2 separate regions of the Homo sapiens genome follow, and region 1 is linked to region 2. A link is a loop called in an ENCODE intact Hi-C map of the cell type or tissue named here. Cell type or tissue: heart left ventricle. All regions are shown on one strand. Links, peaks and the distances in the headings refer to the core of each region. The heading gives the core; the rest is flanking DNA.

Region 1 (10,489 bases), core at 966-8,965, 100 kb after region 2:
GCAGAGGATACCTAACCCCCAGGAGCTGGTGTGGCTGGGGTACCTTACACAGGGCCTGACTGTAGTAGCTTCTCTCCAAGCATTGGTGTCTTACCTCTTCTGTTTCTCTAATGGTGTTTTGCACATTCATTGTTGTATTAGAGTTTGTTTTTTTGTCTTACCTTGTTTTAATAAATTATAATCTTATGGGAGATGACACTGTCTTTTCTTTGTTTCATATATAAAAAGTGTTTTGCTGATATACGTAGAATCAAGTTGGTCTGGAGTTACTCTGGATAAGGGATGAAATCAGGGAGCTCTTGTGTTCAAAGGGGCCTTCTTCCCTTTTTTGGTTCTTTCTCCTCATTTTTTAGCTTCCATTTTTACTTCCTTTAGTATTGAGAAAGTACCAGGCTCACTTCAAAGAGTTGACTTCAAAGCTCCCACCAGCTCAGACATACTTGCCACTGAAGCCTGTAGGAATTGGCATCAATGGAAGACCCTGTGGCGGTTGCATTTAAGATTTTTTTTGGGACTTCTATTTTTATAATTCTTTTAAATGGTAAAGGGGGAGGGTTACAAAATATCTGCGCCTTTAAGATATCAAACATAAGCCAGTGAAGTTCCAAAAAAAAAAAAAAAGATGTCTTAGAGAAATGAAAAGGATTTTACAATTGGTAGAAAAGAACAACTCTTTTTTCTTTTTCTTTTTCTTTTTTTGTTTTTGAGATGGAGTTTCGCTCTTGTTGTACAGGCTGGAGTGCAATGGCGCCATCTCAGCTCACTGCAACCTCCACCTCCCCAGTTCAAGTGATTCTCCTGCCTCAGCCTCCCGAGTAGCTGGGATTACAGGCACGGGCCACTATGCCCGGCTAATTTTGTATTTTAGTAGAGACGGGGTTTCTCCATGTTGGTCAGGCTGGTCTTGAACTCCCGACCTCAGGTGATCCACCTGGCTTGGCCTCCCAAAGTGGTAGGATTATAGGCATGAACCACTGTGCCTGGCCAAGTCTTTTTTCTTTAAAAAAAAAAAGGTTACTTTTACTGTTTTGTCCTAGTTACAAGATCTTAGGACAGAAATAAAGCCTTAACTTGTATGTAACATTTTCCAAGATGGCTAAGTGGAGTTGCAGGTTACATAGCAGAAAACAGAGGCTTGGGCCTGTTGAGACCTCACACCCAGTTCTTCTTGGAGCTGTGGGTGTGGGCTGAAAGAGAAGACAGGGAGATTAAAGACCAGTGATTTCCCTCCATGGACCCTTTGATGCTCTTGTTTGTTGACTTTTTGAGGCTTGGAGTGACCGACTCTTCCAGGAATGAGAAATGGAATCCCTCCCAGTTTTGATGGTCGTCCCAGGACATATTTCCTGAAGGCCTACTCTGTGTCTCAGCACCATTCCAGGACTCCCCCCGACAGCCTTACGGAGCGTGCTACAGTCTTCCTGATCCAATATCCTGCCACCTGCCCACTCATTCACCCTCGGCCCTACCCCATGCCTTTGCACGAATCTTTCCAGCCTGAGCAGCCTGAGATGGGTCTTTTTCCCTGCTCCGAAATCCTGACCTCATAATGGCTCATGAATCCCTATTCAACCTTCAAGACCTGGTTCAAGGGTTAAATCCTTTAAGGAGACTTCTCCTGATTTTTCCCCAGCTGGTTGCTTTGTTCTCCAGCGATTTGTAACCTTGTGAACAAATATTCTACTCATTTTATTCTACTGGAATGATCTATTTACACTTATCTCCCTGCAAATTGTATCCTGCCCTTCAATGGCTAAGTGAATGGCATAAACAGATGCTATAGGAATTGAGACTAAGTTGGAGCTGGGTGATCAGGGAAGGTTTTAAGGAAGAGATCTGGGACAAATAGCTAAAGATGGATTCAGTGTTTTTTTTTTCTTTTTCTTTTTTTTTTTTTGAGGCGGAGTCTTGCTCTGTTTCCCAGGCTGGAGTGCAATGGTGCGATCTTGGCTCACTGCAACCTCTGCCGCCCAGATTCAAGCAATTTTCCTGCCTCAGCCTCCCAGGTAGCTGGGATGACAGGAGCCCACCACCACGCTTGGCTAATTTTGTGTTTTTAGTAGAGACAGGTTTTCACCATGTTGGCCAGGCTGGTCTTGAACTCCTGACCTCAGGTGATCCACCCACCATGGCCTCCCAAAGGGCTGAGATTACAGGCATGAGCCACCGTGCCCGGCCTGATGGATTCAGTTTATGTGCAAAATTTAAGAGGATGGGTTTCGGCAGTTCAGGTTGTTAGGAGACAAGGGTGGAAAGGTGTCCTGGAGCCCTACAGAGATGGGCTTCAAGTGCCAGCCAAGGTGTTTGACCATTTTTAGAAGAGGAATGAGATGATTAAAGTGGAACTTTTAGGAAGAGTAGGAGTGAGCGGGATGGATTTAAAAGGCGGAGTGAGAGGCATCAGGAAGGCTGGGTAGGAGAGCATTGCTACAGTCTAGGAGGGAGGTGGCAGGGGTGTAGACCAGGGATCACAAAGCAATGGCTTGCCATCTGCTTCTGTATACCCAGAGAGCTAAGAATGGTTTGTACCTTATTAAATGGTTGAAAAAATCAAAAGAATATATGCTGTGATATGTGGAAATTCTGTGAAATTCAAATGTCAGTGTCTGTAAATAGTTTTTTTTTTTTTTTTTTTTTTTTGTGGAACACAGCCATACTTTTCATTTATGCATTGTTTGTGGTTGCTTTCACACAATCATGCCAGCCCTGAGTAGTTGCTGCAGAGACCATATGGCCTGCAAAGACTAAAATATGTACTTATGTACTATCTGGCTCTTTCCAGAAAAAATCAGCAGACCCCAGGTGTAGACCAACCAGGGTGAATGAGTGTATGACTGGAAATGCAAAGACGGGCAGGATCAAGGGACAGTTTAGAGCAGGGGTGTCCAATCTTTTGGTTTCCCTGGGCCACACTGGAAGAAGAATTGTCTTGGGCCCCACATAAAATACACCAACACTAACAATAGCTGATGAGCTAAAAAAAAAAAAATCACAAAAAATCTCAAAATGTTTTAAGAAAGTTTATGAATTTGTGTTGGTCTGCATTCAAAGCCATGGTGGGCTGCATGCGGGCCATGGGTTGGCCAAGCTTGGTTTAGAGGCGGATGCAGTACGGGAGAGTTTTCCCTTCTCTTCTGATGTAACTCCATGTCTTGGTGGCGGTGTTCTAGATGTAGGCATCTTTAGGCAGGGGAGTGTGCGTGGAAGGGTGAAAGGGTTGTGCCTTCATGACGCTCGTGTGTGTGTGTGTGTTTGTGTGTGTGAGTGATGCTGAGCTAGTCTTAGAGTAAATGCAGACACTGGATGGTAGCGAGTTCAGTGCAGTTTTTATGGAGGGACAGCTTGCTGCCTGCTGATGAAGCTGGACAAGACTGGGTAGTGAAGTCAAAGGCCCACACCTAACTCTGAGGCTCTTGGGGGCAACTGTGTTGTGCAGAGAAGGTAGGAGGGCAGAGGAAGAGGAGGAGCGGCCCCTGGGAGAATGCCTTCTACCCAGCTGCAGCTTCTCAAGGGTGTGTTTGCGTCTGACCTAAGGTGTTGGAGCTCTTTGTTTCTGGCTGTGTTCAGGCTTTCCCCCGCTTGCCTTTAGGGGAAGCTGATGACTGCTTTAGCGTAAAGAGAGGGCCAGGAGGTCAACTTCCCTACAGTCCCGTGCCTGCTTCTGGGTTGGGGCTGGGGAGAGTGCTGCCCACTGAACTCTCTAAATGTTAAAAGATACAAAGAGGAAGCACAGAGTGAAAAGGGAGACCCCAGAGGACAGCAGAACATCCCGAAGCATATCCCCCATCAGAGAAGAGGCATGATTTTCACCTGGCTTGCAGGTGCAGGATGGGCATCTCAGATGCTGTGAGTCTGAGGGCAGATGCCCATCAGTCCAGGACAGTTCCTGGGGACAAAAGCCTCTTCTCACCTTTAGAGAAATTAAGTCTTATTGGTAGAAAATATTTTAGAGAGGTTCTGGTCTAAGCCTCTCATTTTGCAGATGAGAAACCACCCAAGGCCCAAGATGGATGGATTTATCAAAGCCGGTTGGTACTGGAACTTGGATTTAATTTCAGGTCTTTTATTATTACTATGGAACAAATCTTAACTTTTTCAAGTGCATACCATGTGCCCGGCTATGTGCTGGATGTAGATGCTTTATCTGCAGGTTTAATCTTCACTACAACTATGGGAAGTAGCTATTGTCTCTCTTTTGCAAGTGTGAAGAGTGAGGCTTAGAAAGGCCAACTTGCCTGTGATCGGGTAACTCAAGAGGGAAATTGGATCAGAGTCCATCTGAGACTGACTCCAGAGCCAATGTTCTTAGCCAATAGGGGCACATAAAACTGTTCTGAGTGGCTTCCTAGCTCCTGTTTCCAGTGTCCAATCCATTCTCGGTTTCTGTTCATTCATCAGATGTGCACTGAGTACCTGCAAGAAGTCAGAAGGGTGTTGGGTTGGTGAGGACAGATTGTATACCATCTTGGCTTTGGCCGAGCCAAACAGAATGCCAAAGATCGGCAAAGATAGGGAATGATTGTTCTTGGCCTCAGCTCCACGCTCCCCTCCTCTGTAAAACTGCCCCTGACACCCCGGCAGGATTGAATTCCTCCACCTTTAAGCTCCCAGAGTACCTTAGCTCTGTCTTTAGCACTTCACACTGTGTCATGCCTCCCCTTGGGCCCTAAGGCCAAGAGCATGTGCCATTTATTTTTGTATTCCTACTTCTATAGCCCAGTGCATATTGGGGGCACTCAGGAATTGCTGAGCGAATAAAAGAATGAATGAATACAGACCCAGATTGTCAATGATTCTCAAACCTTATTTTACAAAAGAATCACTTGAAAAGCTGGTTAAAGATCAAAACTCCTGAGCCCTACTCCTGGTGATTGACTCCTAGGTTTGGGGTGGGACCCCAGAATCTGAATTTCCCGGAAGCGCCCAGGTGTTTCTGATGCGGGTGGTCTGCAAACCACACTTGCAGCAACCCTGGCACAGGTGCCCAGCCTTCTGGAATAAAGACAGGAACTAAGCATTAAAAATAGCACGCCATTCATTTGCTTGTGCCGAGCCGCCAAGTGCCCCCTCCTGCCGGCGACAGGTCCGGATGTGGGCCAGTTCTCAGCCCAGGGAAAATGAACAGTGTCTTCTCCGTGGTGCCCAGAACAGTCTGAGTCAGTGGAATGTGCTGGCCAGTCAGGCAGAAGGGAACTTCCACTTCTTTTTTAAAACCTTGGTGGAAACTGTGCTGGCAAGGCAAACAGGGAGGAGAGGAAGCTCCATGTGGGGCTTGGGCTTGGCGGACGACTTGGGGCTGGCCGGACTTTGGGTGGCCGCCGAGGACCATTGCTAAATATGCCCCTTTCGTCCTGAAATAGTCACTTCCCCGGCTGGCTTTTGTGTTGGTCGGTCGCCACAAATGTGTGGCTGTTGTTCAAGGAGGCCTCCTGGGATATAAAAAGAGAGAATGGGGCCAGGCTGCGGCCAGGGCTGTGTAGGAAGACAGGAGAGCTGCCTTTTCTCCTGTCCCACCACGGACTCATTGTAAGATTCAGAGGGAGTGGCTTCTGGGCCCTGGGTTTACTTTTCCATCTGTAAAATGGGTGGGGGGAAGGGGCAGCATCATAAAGCTTCTTTCTTCTCCTGAAAGGGATGTTTTAAGGCCCATGTCAAGATTGAACACAGGGCTCTGTTGTTGGGCTGATGCTACTGATGAAGTCTCAGGAAGCTCGAAGTTTGTAGTTAACTCTTTCAGGGTAGATGTGGTGAATAGTCTCTTGGTATTGTGTTGATGGTGGCCCACTAGAACAGAAGGTCCCAGAGGGCAAGGGCTTGGTCTTTCTTCTTCCTCTCTGTATCCCCACTGTTTAGAACTGGGCTGGGTGCAGAGTAGTCTCCATAAATGTTTATGGGGCCAATATCTCCAAATATTGGCACCTACTAAGCGTCAGTCCCATCTCTCTTTTGTCTTCTTCACAGGTTTAACTTGCTGTTTGAGAAGAGGCGATATGAGGAGCAGGGCATTTTTGGAGGAAGAAACTTTACCTCTGTTTTCAACGTTTCATCCAGTTTCTCTTCTTTTTACTTATTTGGAGACATGGTCTTACTTTGTTGTCCAGGCTGGAGGCTGAAGTGCAGTGGCACAATTATAGCTCACTGCAGCCTCAAAACACCTGGCCTCAAGTGATCCTCCTGCTTTAGCCTCCTGAGTAGCTGGGACCACAGGCTTACACCACCATACCTGGCAAATTTTTTTTTTTTTTTTTTTTGGAGAGGCAGAGTCTTGCTCCGTTGTCCAGGCTGGAGTGCAGTGGTGTAGTCATGGCTCGCTGCAGCCTCTGTCTCCTGGGCTTAAGCCATTCTCCTGCCTCACCCTTTGAGCCTCCTTAATTTTTTATTTATTTATTTTTTTTTTGTAGAGACAGGGTCTCATTATGTTGTCCAGCCTGATATTGCTATTTTTTTTTTTTTAATGGCGATGTAGTAATCTTGCTTTGTTGCCCAGGCTGTTCTGGAACTCCTGGCTTCAGGTGTGTGCCACTGTGCCTGGCCCAGTTGCTCTTTACATGGTGGAATATCAGAGGTTAAAGACTTGGTAAAAATTCATGCGGTGCAATAAACCATGTATTACATAATAGGGGTGACACTTGTTAACTTCTCCCAGGCTCAGTTTCCTCATGTGTAAAATAGGTGAATAGTATCTACCCTCCAGGAGTTGTACAAGGCTCATGTATACATAGTGTATGTGAATGTGCTGTATGGGTGCAAGGGGTTGCAGAAGTGATAATGTGTGTAAACAGATGGTGTGGTTGGCTCATTGGAGGGGTGGAGGCCCTAAGTGAGATGACCTCTGAGGTTTACTCTTCCTAGAGTAGTTGGAAAGCAATTCAGCCTCAGTGGTAAGCTCTCAGCTCTTCTAGGGCAGGTCCCTCTTCCACCACCCTGTGTCTGCAAGCATTTTGGTATTAAGTTGTTTTTCTAAGGCTGGGTGCGGTGGCTCACGCCTGTAATCCCAGCACTTTTGGAGGCCGAGGTGGGTGGATCACCTGAGATCAGGAGTTCGAGACCAGCCTGACCAACATGGTGAAACCATATCTCTACTAAAAATAAAAAATTAGCTGAGCGTGGTGGTGTGCGCCTGTAATCCCAGCCAGCTACTTGGGAGGCTGAGGCTGGAGAATCGCTTGAACCCGGGAGGCGAAGGTTGCAGTGAGCTGACATCATGTCATTGCACTCCAGCCTGGGCAACAAGAGTGAAACTCTGTCTCAAATAAAAAATATTATTTTTCTAAAAAGCTCTTATTTTATTGTGAAACACTTAAATTAGCAAATCTCAGGCTTGCTGAATAAGGCTTCCCAGGCAAACCACATCCCACATGTGCAAATGTCTGGTGACACAGTGCTTCATTTTTTTCCACTAGTACTTACTACTACCTGACATTATAGTGTAAGTTTACTTGTCTATTTGTGTATGGTCTGCCTCTCCTATGAGAATGTGAGCTGCATGAGGTCAGGACATTGTTTTGTTCACTCATGAATTCCCAGCACCCAGGACAGTGTCTGGCATGTAGTGAGTACCCAGTAAATATTTGTGGAATGAATGAATGAATACTTAAGTGGGTGGGAAGTTCTTGGACCTTAGTCTAGACCCATGGTTCTCAAAGAGTGGTCCTGGGACTCTTGGGGATTCCTGAGATCCTTTTAGGGATCTGTGAGGTCTGTGAGGTCAAAGTATTTTTATAATAATAGTAAACTATTTGTCCTTTCACTCTCATTCCCTCATGTATGCAAATCTCAGTGAACTGATATTTTCCAAATAACCAATGCATAAGGCCACAAAGCCATGCAGGGTAAAAAGAGCTATGAACAAAAGTTTTCTAGAGAAGAATTTGGAGGAAAGAGAGTTTATTCTAGTGAACAGATCGCAAACTGGGAGATGCTGCGTTGGTGTAAAATGAAGGTGCATTCCAGAGAGCAAAGAGAGAATCTAGTTTTTTGTTGTTGTTGTTGTTTTGTTTTTTAAATTTTGAGATGGAGTCTTGCTCTGTTTCCCAGGCTGGAGTGCAGTGGAGTGGCGTGATCTTGGCTTATTGCAACCTCTGCCTCCGGGTTCAAGCGATTCTCCTGCTTCAGCATCCCGAGTAGCTGGGACTACAGGCACTTGCCACCACGCCCACACACCCTACTAATTTTTGTATTTTTAGCAGAGACGGGGTTTTACCATGCTGGCCAGGCTTGTCTCGAACTCCTGACCTCAAGTGATCTACCCGCCTCAGCCTCCCAAAGTGCTGGGATTACAGGCATGGCAGAATCTAGGTTTTTATAGCAAAATTTCTGGCCCATGTCCCCAATCAGGTTTGATTATGCAAATGAAGGGGGCGGGTCAAACTTGCTTAGTTCTGATTGGCTGACACAGCTGAGTTCTGATTGGTGATACAGCTGAGCCCTGATTGGTTGATACAGCTGAGCTCTGATTGGCTGAAGCAGACGAGCTCTGACTGCTTGGTTCATGTGAGCTCTGAAAGTCCCAAGTCAAAAGGGTGTGGGGTTTTGTGAAACTTGGAGTACGTAGTGTGACCTCTAGTCAGCAAATGGCCACTTGGCTGTATTTTAAATTTAGGTACACTTTGCTGCTTGGGGTCCATCTTGAGGGGATTGCCTTTTTCAGGTTCATGTTTGTTCACAGAGCCATTCAAAGTGCAGTGGATACATTATAAATTGTACAATTATTTGTAATTAAAAAAAGAACAACAGCAAAAAACCCAAAGTGCAGTGGATGCAAAGACCAATGGATTTTCATGTAACAGAATATGAAAAGTTCACCGACACAGTTTCACATTCCACGATGCAGAGAAGTTTTTAATAACTGCCATCCACATGTTGAGTTTTGGTGTAACAGCAAAGAAAAATATCCACAACTACTGAAAAGGCTGAGAAAATACTCCCTTTCTCAACTGCATGTTTTTGTGTGAGTCCAGAATTTCTTTACATTATTGTAACAGAGTGAACGCAGAAGCAAATATGAGAATCCAGCTGTTTCTTACTAAGCAGACATTAAAGAGATTTGCAAATATCTAAAATAATGCTATCTCTCTCACTTTTTTTTTTTTTTGTATTGGAAACATCATTTTCCATACAATGTCATTTATGTTAACAGGTGACAGATTTATTTATTTTTATTTTTTATTTTTTTGAAACGGAGTTTCACTGTGTCACCCAGCCACCCAGGCTGGAGTGCAATGGTACAATCTTGGCTCACTGCAACCTCCGCCTCCCGGGTTCAAAGGATTCTCCTGCCTCAGCCTCCTGAGTAGCTGGGATTACAGGCACCCGCCACCACACTTGGCTAATTTTTGTATTTTTAGTAGAGACGGGGTTTCACCATGTTGGCCAGGCTGGTCTCGAACTCCTGACCTCAGGTGATCCACCCGTCTCAGCCTCCCAAAGTGCTGGGATTGCGGGCTGGGATTGCGGGCATGAGCCACCATGCCCAACAACAGATTTATTATAAGCAAAAGCTCTTTGGGGTCCTCAATAATTTTAAGAGCATAAAGGAGACCAAAAAGTTTAAGATGTGCTGGTCAAGACAGAGCCCTGTGGACTATGGAAGGGATTGAAGCCATTCTGTGGATCCTATAGGCTTCTTTTCTAAGCGAATGATTAGTGTTTATTCAGTAGCCCTATGTCAGGTGGTTTCTGTATGAATGAGAGGTTTGCCTTTCCAGCTGCGGCGGGGCTTTGGGCAAGTTGCTGTCTCTGTGCTCCTTCGTTTGCTCATGTGTTAAAAACTGGCCCAGGGGTCTGGGGGTGGGGTGGTAAGAAAATGGGTTGAGTCTCCTTCATCTCTAACATTTTCATGTTTAATTCTTGGAACCTCCACTTGTTAGCTCTGTTCACTCCTCTGAAAGAGATTGGTGAGAATTGAAACAGTGAAAGAAGATTTTAGAGAAAAGGTGACATGTAAAGCTGAACAAGGGTTGCCTGTGAGGCAGGCAAAAAGGACATTTATTATATTTAAAAAAAATTTTTTTTTTGAGACGGAGTCTCTGTCGCCCAGGCTGGAGTGCAGTGGCATGATCTCGGCTCATTGCAACCTCTGCCTCCCGGTTCAGCGATTCTCCTGCCTCAGCTTCCCGAGTAGCTGGGATTATAGGCACACACCACCATGCCTGGTTGATTTTTGTAGTTTTAGTAGAGACGGGGTTTCACCATGTTGACCAGGCTGGTCTGGAACTCCTGGCCTCAGGTGATCCACTCGCTTCGGCCTCCCAAAGTGTTGGGATTACAGGCGTGAGCCACCGTGCCCAGCCCAGAAAGGACATTTATATGTGGGGACCACTGCATCTTGCAGATGGGTAAACTGAGGTAGCGACAGGTGAAGGCTCAGTTACATTCATCCTGGGTCCCAGACTGTCTCCAACCTGTAGCCTGAAGCTTTGTTTCCTTCCTCCCTAGCCCAGGATGACAGCAGTGACCTTCCATGGGATCTTTTCCTGGGATTTATTGA
Region 2 (10,489 bases), core at 1,622-9,621:
AGTGGTGCAATCTCGGCTCATTGCAACCTCTGCCTCCCGGGCTCAAGTGATCCTCCCACCTTAGCCCCCCAAGTAGCTGAGACCACAGGGATCCACCATTATGCCTGGCTAATTTTTGTATTGTTTTGTAGATGGGGTTTAGCCATATTGCCCAGGCTGGTCTCAAACTCCTGAGCTCAAGTGATCCGCCTGCCTCGGCCTCCTAAAGTGCTGGGATTACAGGCATGAGCCACCATGCCCAGCTGTAAAATTTTTCCTTTTAGAGAACAGGGTCTTGCTGGGTTTGCCAGACTGGAGTGCAGTGGCTATTCATAGGCAATGACCGTGGCATACTATAGCCTGGAACTCCTGGGCTAAGGTGATCCTCCTGCTTCAGCCTCCTGAGTTGCTGGGACTACAGGCACCCAGCAGATAAACAATGTTTTGTAATCATGCCTGACAGTAAGAATTTTCCAACGGCTAGTTAAAAATACAGATTCCCTGGCCAGGTGTGGTGGCTCACGCCTGTTATCCCAGCAGTTTGGGAGGCCGAGGTGGGCACAGATCACTTGAGGTCAGGAGTTCAATACCAGCCTGGACAACATGGAGAAACCCCATCTCTACTAAAAATACAAAAATTAGCCAGGCATGGTGGCGGGCACCTGTAATCCTGGCTACTAGGGCAGCAGAATCACTTGAACCTGGGAGGTAGAGGTTGCAGTGAGCCGAGATCGGGCCACTGTACTCCAGCCTGGGTGACAGAACAAGACTTTGCCTAAAAAAAAAAAAAAAATACAGATTCCCAGGCTTCACCCTCTACAGTCTATGGAAAGGCATGGGAATCTATATTATAACAAGCCATTGAGTTTCTTTTTCTTTTTCTTTTTTTGAGACAGAGTCTTGCTCTGTCACCTAGGCTGGAGTGCAATGGCGTGATCTCAGTTCACTGCAACCTCCGCCTCCTGGGTTCAAGTTATTCTTCTGCCTCAGCCTCCTGAGTAGCTGGGATTATAGGCGTGTGCCGCCACCCCCAACTAATTTTTGTATTTTTTAGTAGAGACAGGGTTTCACCATGTTGGTCAGGCTGGTCTCAGACTCCTGACCTCATGATCTGCCCACCTTGGCCTCCCAAAGTGCTGGGATTATAGGTGTGAGCTGGCACTGGGTGGCTTCTATGAGGAAGTTTTGGAATGCATCCAGGAGCCCTCCACTCCAGGTTCTTGGTTTATTAGCCTTTTGGTCCTCTATTTATCTAGCCCTCTGTTCAGTAAAGCTTTAGGTTTGTTTGAAGGAGACATGATTAGAAGGTCAAATATTGTATATTCTCAAGGCGAATGTGTCCTGAACTTTGCATAGTAGAATTTATTCCTGAAAAGTTGTTTGCAGATGGAATTTGTTTTGTGCGTGAGAGAACAGGCATATACAGAATACCTTAGTTTGCTATTTAATTTAAATCAATATTATCTGAGTGACTGTTATTTGCTGAGGATACAATGATAAACAAGATGCAGACCCCATCTTCAAGGGTCTTAGAGTCCAGCGAGGAAGGTGGTCAAATAAACAGGCAATTACAAAATTGTGGTTAGATAAGGTTAAGCACAGGGAGCTATGGTGGATGGAGGAGGAAGTGCACCCAACTCAGTGTTGGGGCATCTTGGAATTTCTAGGTGAAGTGACATGTGATGGAGAAACCTATAGACTGGAATATAGTCTCAAATCCATTGCAAAGGGAATGATCCTTCCCCAACTTATCTTCGTGGAAAAATAAACTTTCTTTCTTTCTTTTTTTTTTTTTTTTTTATTGAGATGGAGTCTTGCTCTGTTGCCCAGGCTGGAGTGCAGTGGTGCGATCTCGGCTTACTGCAACCTCCGCCTCCCAGGTTCATGCCATTCTCCTGCCTCAGCCTCCCGAGTAGCTGGGACTGCAGGTACCTGCCACTGCGCCTGGCTAATTTTTTCTACTTTTAGTAGACGGGATTTCACTGTGTTAGCTAGGATGGTCTCCATCTCCTGACCTTGTGATCTGCCCACCTCGGCCTCCCAAAGTGCTGGGATTACAGGCGTGAGCCACCGCGCCCAGCCGAAAAATAAACTTTCACATCATGTTACCCCTGGATACATTTTTGTGGCCATGCATCTGCACGAATATTCAATCCCTGCTACAGGCAAGACACTGAGTGGGACGTTGCAGGGCTACCAAGGTGAGGAGGTCCCAACCCCTGTCCTCAAGGAGTTGATGTAACACCTACCCAGGATTAATTTCATTTCTCTCAGAGGTCATTAATCCAGTGTGATCTGTTTATGGCTGAAGAGGTAGTTTATTATTCAGGTCTTCACTCCCTTTCCTGAAAAGGCTGTTTATTTTGTTTCATCACTGTGCAGTGGCGAAATCCAGTTCCAACCAATACTTAAGCTGGGCATACATTTTACCCAGGAGAAAACTGAAGGGCGTGCAGGAGTTCACAGAGCTGTTTGCTGACCCAAGCCATGAATCTGTGGAGACCTGGGTCGGTCTTCAGGGTTAGTAGGGTCTGTAGGGTCTGTGAGGATCCGAGGCAGCCTGCAGACCTACTATCATCTTCTTTTTCTTTTTTATAATTGGCAATCATCCTTGGCTACCCAGTAGCATCTTTTTTTTTTTTTTTTGAGATAGAGTTTCACTCTTGTTGCCCAGGCTGGAGTGCCATGGCGCGATCTCTGCTCACTGCAACCTCTGCCTCCTGGGTTCAAACGATTCCCCTGCCTCAGCCTCCCGAGTAGCTGGGATTACAGGCATGCGCCACTACACCCAGCTCATTTTGTATTTTTAGTAGAGACAGGGTTTTTCCATGTTGGTCAGGTGGTCTTGAACTCCCGACCTCAGGTGATCCGCCCACCTTAGCCTCCCAAAGTGCTGGGATTATAGGCGTGAGCCACTGTGCCCAGCCCCCTGGTAGCATCTTAAATCAAGCTTTCCTTCCCTCTGGGTATCATGGACATGAACACCTTTTATGTCTCTGCCTCAAGAGGGGAGGAGGCACAGAGGAACAAAAATCCTTGTGAATTATGATAATTACATAGTGTTTAAATGAAGGGTGGCAAGGTGTGTAAGTCCATAGGTAAGGTTTCTTTTTTCTTTTTCTTTTCTTTTTTTTGAGATGGAGTCTCACTCTGTCACCCAGGCTGGAGTGCAGTGGTGCAATCTTGGCTCACTGCAACCTCCGTCTCCCGGGTTCAAGCGATTCTCCTGCCCTCAGCCTCTGGAGTAGCTGAGATTACAGGCACGCCATCACGCCCAGCTAACTTTTGTATTTTTAGTAGAGATGGGTTTTCACCATGTTGGCCAAGCTGGTCTCGCACTCCTGACCTCAAGTGATCTGCCTGCCCCGGCCTCCTGAAGTGCTGGGGTTACAGGTGTGGTGTGAGCCACCACGCCCAGCCTCTTCTTTTTTTTTTTTTTTTTTTTGAGACAGGTTTTCACGTTATTCCCCAGGTTGGAGTGCAGTGTTGCCATCTTGGTTTACTGCAGCCTAGGTTCAAGCCATCCTTGTATCGGCCTCCCAGGTAGCTTAGTCTACAGCTGTGTGCCACCACACCCGGCTAATTTTTGTAGAAACTGGGTTTCACCCCGTTGCCCAGGCTGGTTTCGAACTCTTGAGCTTAAGTGATCTAGTCACCTTGGCCTCCGGAAGTGCTGGGATTACAGGCGTGAGCCATCGTGCGGCCTGGCAAAGTTTCTTTATCCTCAGTGCTTGTCTGGGTGTGTTGTCTGGTGGGAACCACTTAGACCCTGTAAGTGAATGTGTATTCCCATCTTGTAGATGGTAACCTGAGGCCCAACGGGTGTCTGGAGGTAGTGTTGGACACCTCGTGGTCTGCATCTTGCTGCACACAGAATCCAGCCTAGACTCATTATCCTGGCCTTTGAAGTCTCCCCCAGTATGAATCCCCCAGCCTCCCATTCCTGTTTCTCCGAAGGCCAAGCTCGAAGCATCTGCTGCCTCGTTTCTGCCAAGTTGGCCCCACCTCCTGAGACACTTCTCCCCTCTACTGGCCTGGTGAAACTCAACACATCCTTCAAAGCCCAGCTCAGGTGTCACCTCTCTCCTGGTTGGAATTAACCTCTTCCTCCTTAGCACTCTCTGGTTTGGCCCTTTCTCTTGCGGCTTCTCCTGGGCAAGTGGCATAGCCTCCCTGATCCTAGTGTCTTCCTCTGTGCATGGGCACAGGAGTAATATCTGCTGTGATCTTTAACTCCTGTCAGTTCATTGACCTCTTTAACAACGTGATGAAAGCTTCCAGAAGAGCTAATGTATGTGGAGTCCCACGATGTGTCAGGCTAGGTGTTTAGGACTTTACTAACTACTGTCTCGTTTAATCGCGAATGCAGTGGACCTCTCTCTCCACACGTCCTAGTACGATCTTTATTTCACACGGGAGGAGAGGAGGGTGGGTGGGGTCGGCCAGAGAGGAGAAATGCGTCTCCAGAGTTCACAGGGCTGGTACTACCAGCAGAGCCCCGTCCACCATATGCCACAGCTGGGGTTCTAATCCCTGGACTGGCTTGTACTGGGCTCTCTGCCTCCCTGGCCGGCGCTCGGGGGCTGGGGGACAGAACACAATGTACAGCGTGCCTTCTACAATTTCGGGGTTCACGCACCCCCAAGCCCACCCAGGGCCAGGTCAAACGCGCCTTCGCCGGGTTGCTGTCTACAATCAGGCTTGGCTGCGCTCTCAGTAGGGGTCTCGGTCAACCTCTGCCCACCCGAACCCGGCGCCGTGGACCTGGTGTGAGGCTGGGGAGCCCGTCCTGAGGGGTGCCGGCTCGAGGCGCTAGAGCCACGGAGCCTGGTCCCGGGCTCCAAGTCCCAGGAATGTGGGAGGGCTGGGCGGAGGGGCGGGCGAGGCGGGAGCGCTTCCTCTGCCCGCGGGAGGGGATCCGCGGCCGGCTCGGAGGGGGCGGGGGCAGCGGCGGGCGGCGGCGAGGGGCTGCGGAGCTCCGCAGCCGCCGGGCCGGCCGGGGCGGGAGGAAGCGATGAATATTCAGAGGGGGAGGGGAAGGGAGGGGGCCGAGCGCTCGCCGCGGCTCCCTGCAGCAGCCCCAGCCGCATGACGCGCGGAGGAGGCAGCGGGAGCAGCCGCGGGAGCCGGGACCGGGTAGCCGCGCGCTGGGGGTGGGCGCCGCTCGCTCCGCCCCGCGAAGCCCCTGCGCGCTCAGGGACGCGGCCCCCCCGCGGCAGCCGCGCTAGGCTCCGGCGTGTGGCCGCGGCCGCCGCCGCCGCTGCCATGTCTCCGGGGAAGCCCGGGGCGGGCGGAGCGGGGACGAGGCGGACCGGCTGGCGGAGGAGGAGGCGAAGGAGACGGCAGGAGGCGGCGACGACGGTGCCCGGGCTCGGGCGCACGGCGGGGCCCGATTCGCGCGTCCGGGGCACGTTCCAGGGCGCGCGGGGCATGAAGCCGGCGGCGCGGGAGGCGCGGCTGCCTCCGCGCTCGCCCGGGCTGCGCTGGGCGCTGCCGCTGCTGCTGCTGCTGCTGCGCCTGGGCCAGGTAAGCGCCGGGTGGGCTCGGGCGGGGGGCAGGAGGCTGGGGCGGGACTGGCATTGACTGCACCTGCCCGAGCGTACCCCCCCGGGGGGTTCCGGGGAAGGGGGCGGGGGTCCGGATCCCCGGATCCCCGGAAGGCGACTTGCGGGGACCCCGGCCGGCCTCGCACGCCGGCGATCGATCCCTTTTCCGGCTGCCCAGGATCGGGGGAGAGAGGCGGGATCCGGGTGCCGCGGTGCCCGAGCCTCCCGGGGAAAGCCTCCGCGCGGGCTCCAGGCCGTCCCTGGCCCGGCTCTTCCCGGCGCTGGGCACATCTGGCGGGCACGGGCCCGGCTTCCTAGCCGGAGGCGGCCGGAGGGGGCGTGTTTGCGGAGGTCTGGGGACGCAGAGCCGGGCGGCCTGGCTGAGCCTTTGCCGACAGACCTCCGACCCGGCCTGCAGGGGCCCGAGGGGCGGCGGGGGCGACAGGGCAGGGCCAGGCGCTGGGCAGTGGGGCCCTGGGCGAGGCGCGGGACTCCGGGCCGAGGGCCCTGTTCCTGGGGAAAGTTCCCAGGCCGGGGAAAAGGTGGCCGCACGCTGGCTTTTCTCAAGGCAGCCGGCCCTCTTGGCGTCGTGCTTGATTTCATGGGTGTTTAATTCGTGCTTTGTGGGCGCTGGCTCCCCCTCCCCACCCCACCCTCACCCTCTTTTCTGGCTTCACTTTTCAGATAATGCTGTCCCTGGCGTTTTGGTGACCGACCTTTCCCCTTCCTGGCATTTCCATAGGGGCTGAGGCAGAGCAGCTGAAGGGGCATTCCCATTTCACAGATGGGGAACTGAGGGAGAGAAGTGAAATAGCGGAGCACCCAGCCCGTGCCATGGGAGCTGAGCCAGCGGGCACGTCCTCTTAGCCTCTGGAGCCTGTTGGGGTTTGAACCCGCAGGGGAAGCGGTCTAGGGCTGCCTTGCTGTGCGTTTCTGCAAATGACCATCTTGCTTGTTTTATACAGACACCATCTCTGAGGAAATGAGTTATTGGCTGGGGATGGAACCTGGTTTCAGGGAAAACTTCTCCAGCGCGAATACAGGAGAGAGCAGAAGCATCACCCTGGGGCAGCAATGCCGCCTAGCAGGCTGTAGGAGAAGGGGGCTGGGGCCTGGGGGCTGCGTGACCCTCGGCACCCAAGGGTCTCTCCTCGCAGTTTCCCCAGCAGGTTCTGCACAGGCTCTCCTGGGGGCCAGAAGGCAATGTGACCTCCTGCAGAGAACCTGGGAGTAGATGTCAGGAGACTGGCTCCAGGGCCGGGCCACAGGGCTGGACTTGCTCTTCAGGCTTCTCTACCCTCAGTTAACCGCATCTGTAGAATGAGTATAGCACCCTCTGCCCAATGGAATTGTTTGAGGGGCTTCCACTGGCCAATGTCTAAAAGAACTTTGTAAATATTAAGGGTTTCCACATGGGATTCTCATTATTAAGGTACAGTGCCTGTGGGGGCTGTCTTCTCCCTGTCCATGTAAGGAAATTCAGGGAAGCAGTGTCTGAAGTTAAAAAAGCCTTGTATTTGAAGATTTCTTGTATCAAAAGTTTATGCTAAAACAAAAACCACAAAAAACAGAAAACCCCCAAACTTAAAGCTTCATTTATTTTTAAATGTATAATATATGTAATTTTTTTTTTGCTTCAGCAAAAAAATTTTAAATTATATATATATAAAATTTATTTATTTTTGCTCCAGCCATAGTGGTTGCTAGCTGTGTTCTCAATCAGCAAAAAGTTTCTTGGGTAAATTTATTGCTTGCTCAATCCTTCCTTGTATTTCATTAGCATATTGCCACTCTACACTTGTCCTGTATTTAGATATTTCCTTCCTCTATGGTTTGTTCTGTAGAACCTCAAAAGGACTCTCTTATTTCTTTTTTTTTTGGACACATTATGAAATAGGAAGTCTAAAAGGCTCCCAGAAGAAGCATCTTCAAAATCCACATTCAGCAGTTCATTTTGATAATGGATATTTCAGGGAATCAGTGCATTTTTGAGCTGGACCAGACTTTCAAGACAGCTGAAACCCCTCAGAGCTCTTAGATGAGGATATTGATGTCCAGAGAAGACAGGGAGCAGGCTGAGGTCACCCAGCAAGGTATTAGAGAAGACAAGATGGGAACCTGGGTCACCGGCCTGGGCCTCATATTTTCAAAGTGCTATTTTTTTTTTTCCCGTGTTTTCACTTTGATCTTACTTTTAATGATAGGGACGTATCACTGTGTCTTCTCAAAATGGTGGGTGTGAATGGAATTTTTCAAAGTTGAATCAATTTGAGATATTTCTGAAGTTTGTTTAGGAAACAAGTATGTGACTACCTTCCTAAGAGCTGACTGGTTTTTTGAGGCCTGGATTGTGTGTGTATGTGCTTATGTGTGTGTTATAAAATGGAATCAACTATACCAGGTTAAACAAATGGACAAGTCATGGAAAAGACACAGCTCTGTTTGGACATTAATAAGGGCGGGTGTGGAAGCTGGAAAGCTGAGATGCCGGAAGGCTCAGTGCTTAGTAGGCCCGGAAAAGCAATTTTTGAACTGGCATCTCATTCCCCTTTTCTAAGACAGGAAGGACGGTCAGAGATGATTCCAACATGAGGACTTTGCTAGTTGCAGTGTCTGACTCCTCCCATTCTCATAGCAGTTTTGCACAGTAGTTTTGGTTTGTGTGTATGTTTTAGGCAATGTGACAAAGCAGTTTTCCTCCTGCCTCCTTGAGAAATTTAATCCTGACAGGTTCTTTAAGAAATCAGCTTGATGTGGGCTGATTTTAAAAGAATAAATGAAAAAAAAAAGCTGGTGACTGATAGCTGTTTTATTGGTCTTGTAGTGTTTTGGTTTTGTTTTATCTTCACTTTCTTGTTTCCTGGTGAATAATAACTGGGTTTATTATCTCTCATGGCTAATCCTTAAGCCTGATTCCTTACCTGTTCCATCCAGAGTACAAAGTATATTTTGACTCCTCTTTAAACTGCTTGTTAGATTCTCATATGAGTGACTTTAAATATTTTTGTTTTGCTTCAGGACAACGGGAAAACCAAACGATTATGTTTTGTTTGCAGACAGTTTACGAAAACAGCAAATTGGTTTATGGTTAGACCGTGACTTTGAGCTGACTTCAAGTTGGGCCCCACGATAAAGATAACCATGGAATACCCAAGCTTTCCTAAGCAGAGAGGATCCTGGCTTCCAAATGAGCAATTTTGGTCAGCAAAGGGGTTATTTAGCTCCTAAAAGTAATTTTTGCTTGAGGTTGGGGCTGAGGCAGAGTGGCTGAACAACCGTAGGCCTGGGTGTAGCCAGAGGATCATCAGTAATTACTTCTCAGTTCATTCACTTCTTGGGCTAGGGAATTATTTTGAGTGCAGGATAAGAGGCAATTTTCTGTGTGTTTCCCTTCTAATATAATGCCACTGATGATATTATAATTAATAGGTAACATTATGCATGACAGGCACTGTGTGCTAAGGGTTTTAATGCATTATTTCATTTGGCCATTTCAGAAATACCAAGAGGTAGGTGCTGTTCTTGTTTATTTGTTTGTTTTTTTTTTTGATAGGGAGTCCCACTCTGTCACCCAGGCTGGAGTGCAATGGTGCAATCTTGGCTCACCGCAACCTCCACCTCCTGGGTTCAAGTGATTCTCTTACCTCAGCCTCCCGAGTAGCTGGGATTACAGGCGTATGCCGCCATACCTGGCTACTTTTTGTATTTTTAGTAGAGATGGGGTTTCACCATGTTGGCCAGGCTGGTCTTGAACTCCTGACCGTAGGTGATCTGCCTGCCTTGGCCTCACAAAGTGCAGGGATTATAGGCGTGAGCCACTGTGCCCGGCCTTTTTTTTTTTTTGAGATGAAGTCTAGCTCTGTTGCCAGGCTGGAGTACGGTGGTGTGATCTTGGTTCACTGCAACCTCCGCCTCCTGGGTTCCAGGGATTCTCCTGCCTCAGCCTCCCAAGTACCTGGGATTACAGGCACGTGCCGCCATGCCCAGTTAATTTTTGGATTTTTATTAGAGACAGGGTTTCAGCATGTTGGCCAGGATGGTCTTGATCTCCTGACCTCATGATCTGCCCACCTCGGCCTCCCAAAGTGTTGGGATTACAGGCGTGAGCCACCGTGCCCGGCCTGTTTTTGTTTTTAAGAGACAGGGTCTTGCTTTGTCACCCAGGCTGGAGTGCAGTGGTACAAACGTAATTCACTGCAATCTCAACCTCCTGGGCTCAAGGGCTCCTCTCGTTTTAGCCTCTCAAGTATCTGGGACTAAAGGCGTGTGCTACCATTCCTGGCTAATTTTTTTTTTTAATAGAGATGGTGTCTCGCTATGTTGCCCAGTCTGGTCTTGAACCTCTGGGCTCAAGTGATCTGCCCACCTTGGCTCCCCAAAGTGTTGGGATTACAGGCATGAACCACTGCACCCAGCCATGTTTTTATTTTATCTGAGAGAAAACTGAGGTTCAGAACTTAACTGTATACTTCTGGAATCTTCACAGAGAAATAAAAAAAAAGAAAAATAATTTACTATAGATTCATTAACTACTACGTGGCGGAGCCAGGGCTGATGTCTCCACTGCCCCAATTTACCATCCTGTGCTGTAAAAAGTCATGGAGAAGGTTTTCTGTGTGCAGCTAAGAGAGGAGGTGGCAGACATTTATTTATTTATTTATTTATTTATTTATTTATTTATTTATTTATTGAGACGAAGTCTCACTCTGTTGCCTGGGCTGGAGTGCTGTGGCACGATCTCGGCTCACTGCAACCTCCATCTCCCGGGTTCAAGCGATTCTCCTGCCTCAGCCTGCTGAGTAGCTGGGATTACAGACGTGCGCTACCATGCGCAGCTAATTTTTGTATTTTTAGTAGAGATGAGGTTTCGCCATGTTGACCAGGCTGGTCTTGAACTCCCAACCTCAGGTGATCCGCCCACCTCGGCCTCCCAAAGTGCTGGGATTACAGGCCTGAGCCACCGC

Evidence for each region. Hi-C counts contacts between places; a loop is a spot of excess contacts. Peaks named below come from ENCODE experiments on the same cell type or tissue, not always from the same donor. Only the 100,000 strongest peaks of a DNase experiment are listed, where the experiment ranks them.
Region 1: it touches region 2 in a loop (3-fold over the local background); 13 of 110 quality-filtered maps call a loop at or near these places.

Annotation. Positions count from the first base shown.
Region 1 is chr11:48,076,180-48,086,668 of GRCh38, forward strand. All of the region lies in intron 1 of PTPRJ (protein tyrosine phosphatase receptor type J), which reads left to right. Among named protein-coding and RNA genes, the nearest start is that of MIR3161, 15 kb to the right of the region's middle. In heart left ventricle, for the core only: a CTCF peak has its summit at 5,071 (motif pointing left); DNase peaks (open chromatin) are centred at 3,651, 5,102 and 5,342; H3K4me3 peaks cover 686 bases; H3K27ac peaks cover 1,169 bases.
Region 2 is chr11:47,975,504-47,985,992 of GRCh38, forward strand. It overlaps PTPRJ (protein tyrosine phosphatase receptor type J), which reads left to right and starts at 5,056. Exons shown (of 25, transcript NM_002843.4): 1 at 5,056-5,505. The coding sequence starts at 5,410. RefSeq lists silencers at 4,967-5,556, 5,657-6,086. In heart left ventricle, for the core only: a CTCF peak has its summit at 5,857; DNase peaks (open chromatin) are centred at 5,028, 5,288, 5,868, 6,388 and 1 weaker place; H3K4me3 peaks cover 2,663 bases; H3K27ac peaks cover 1,051 bases.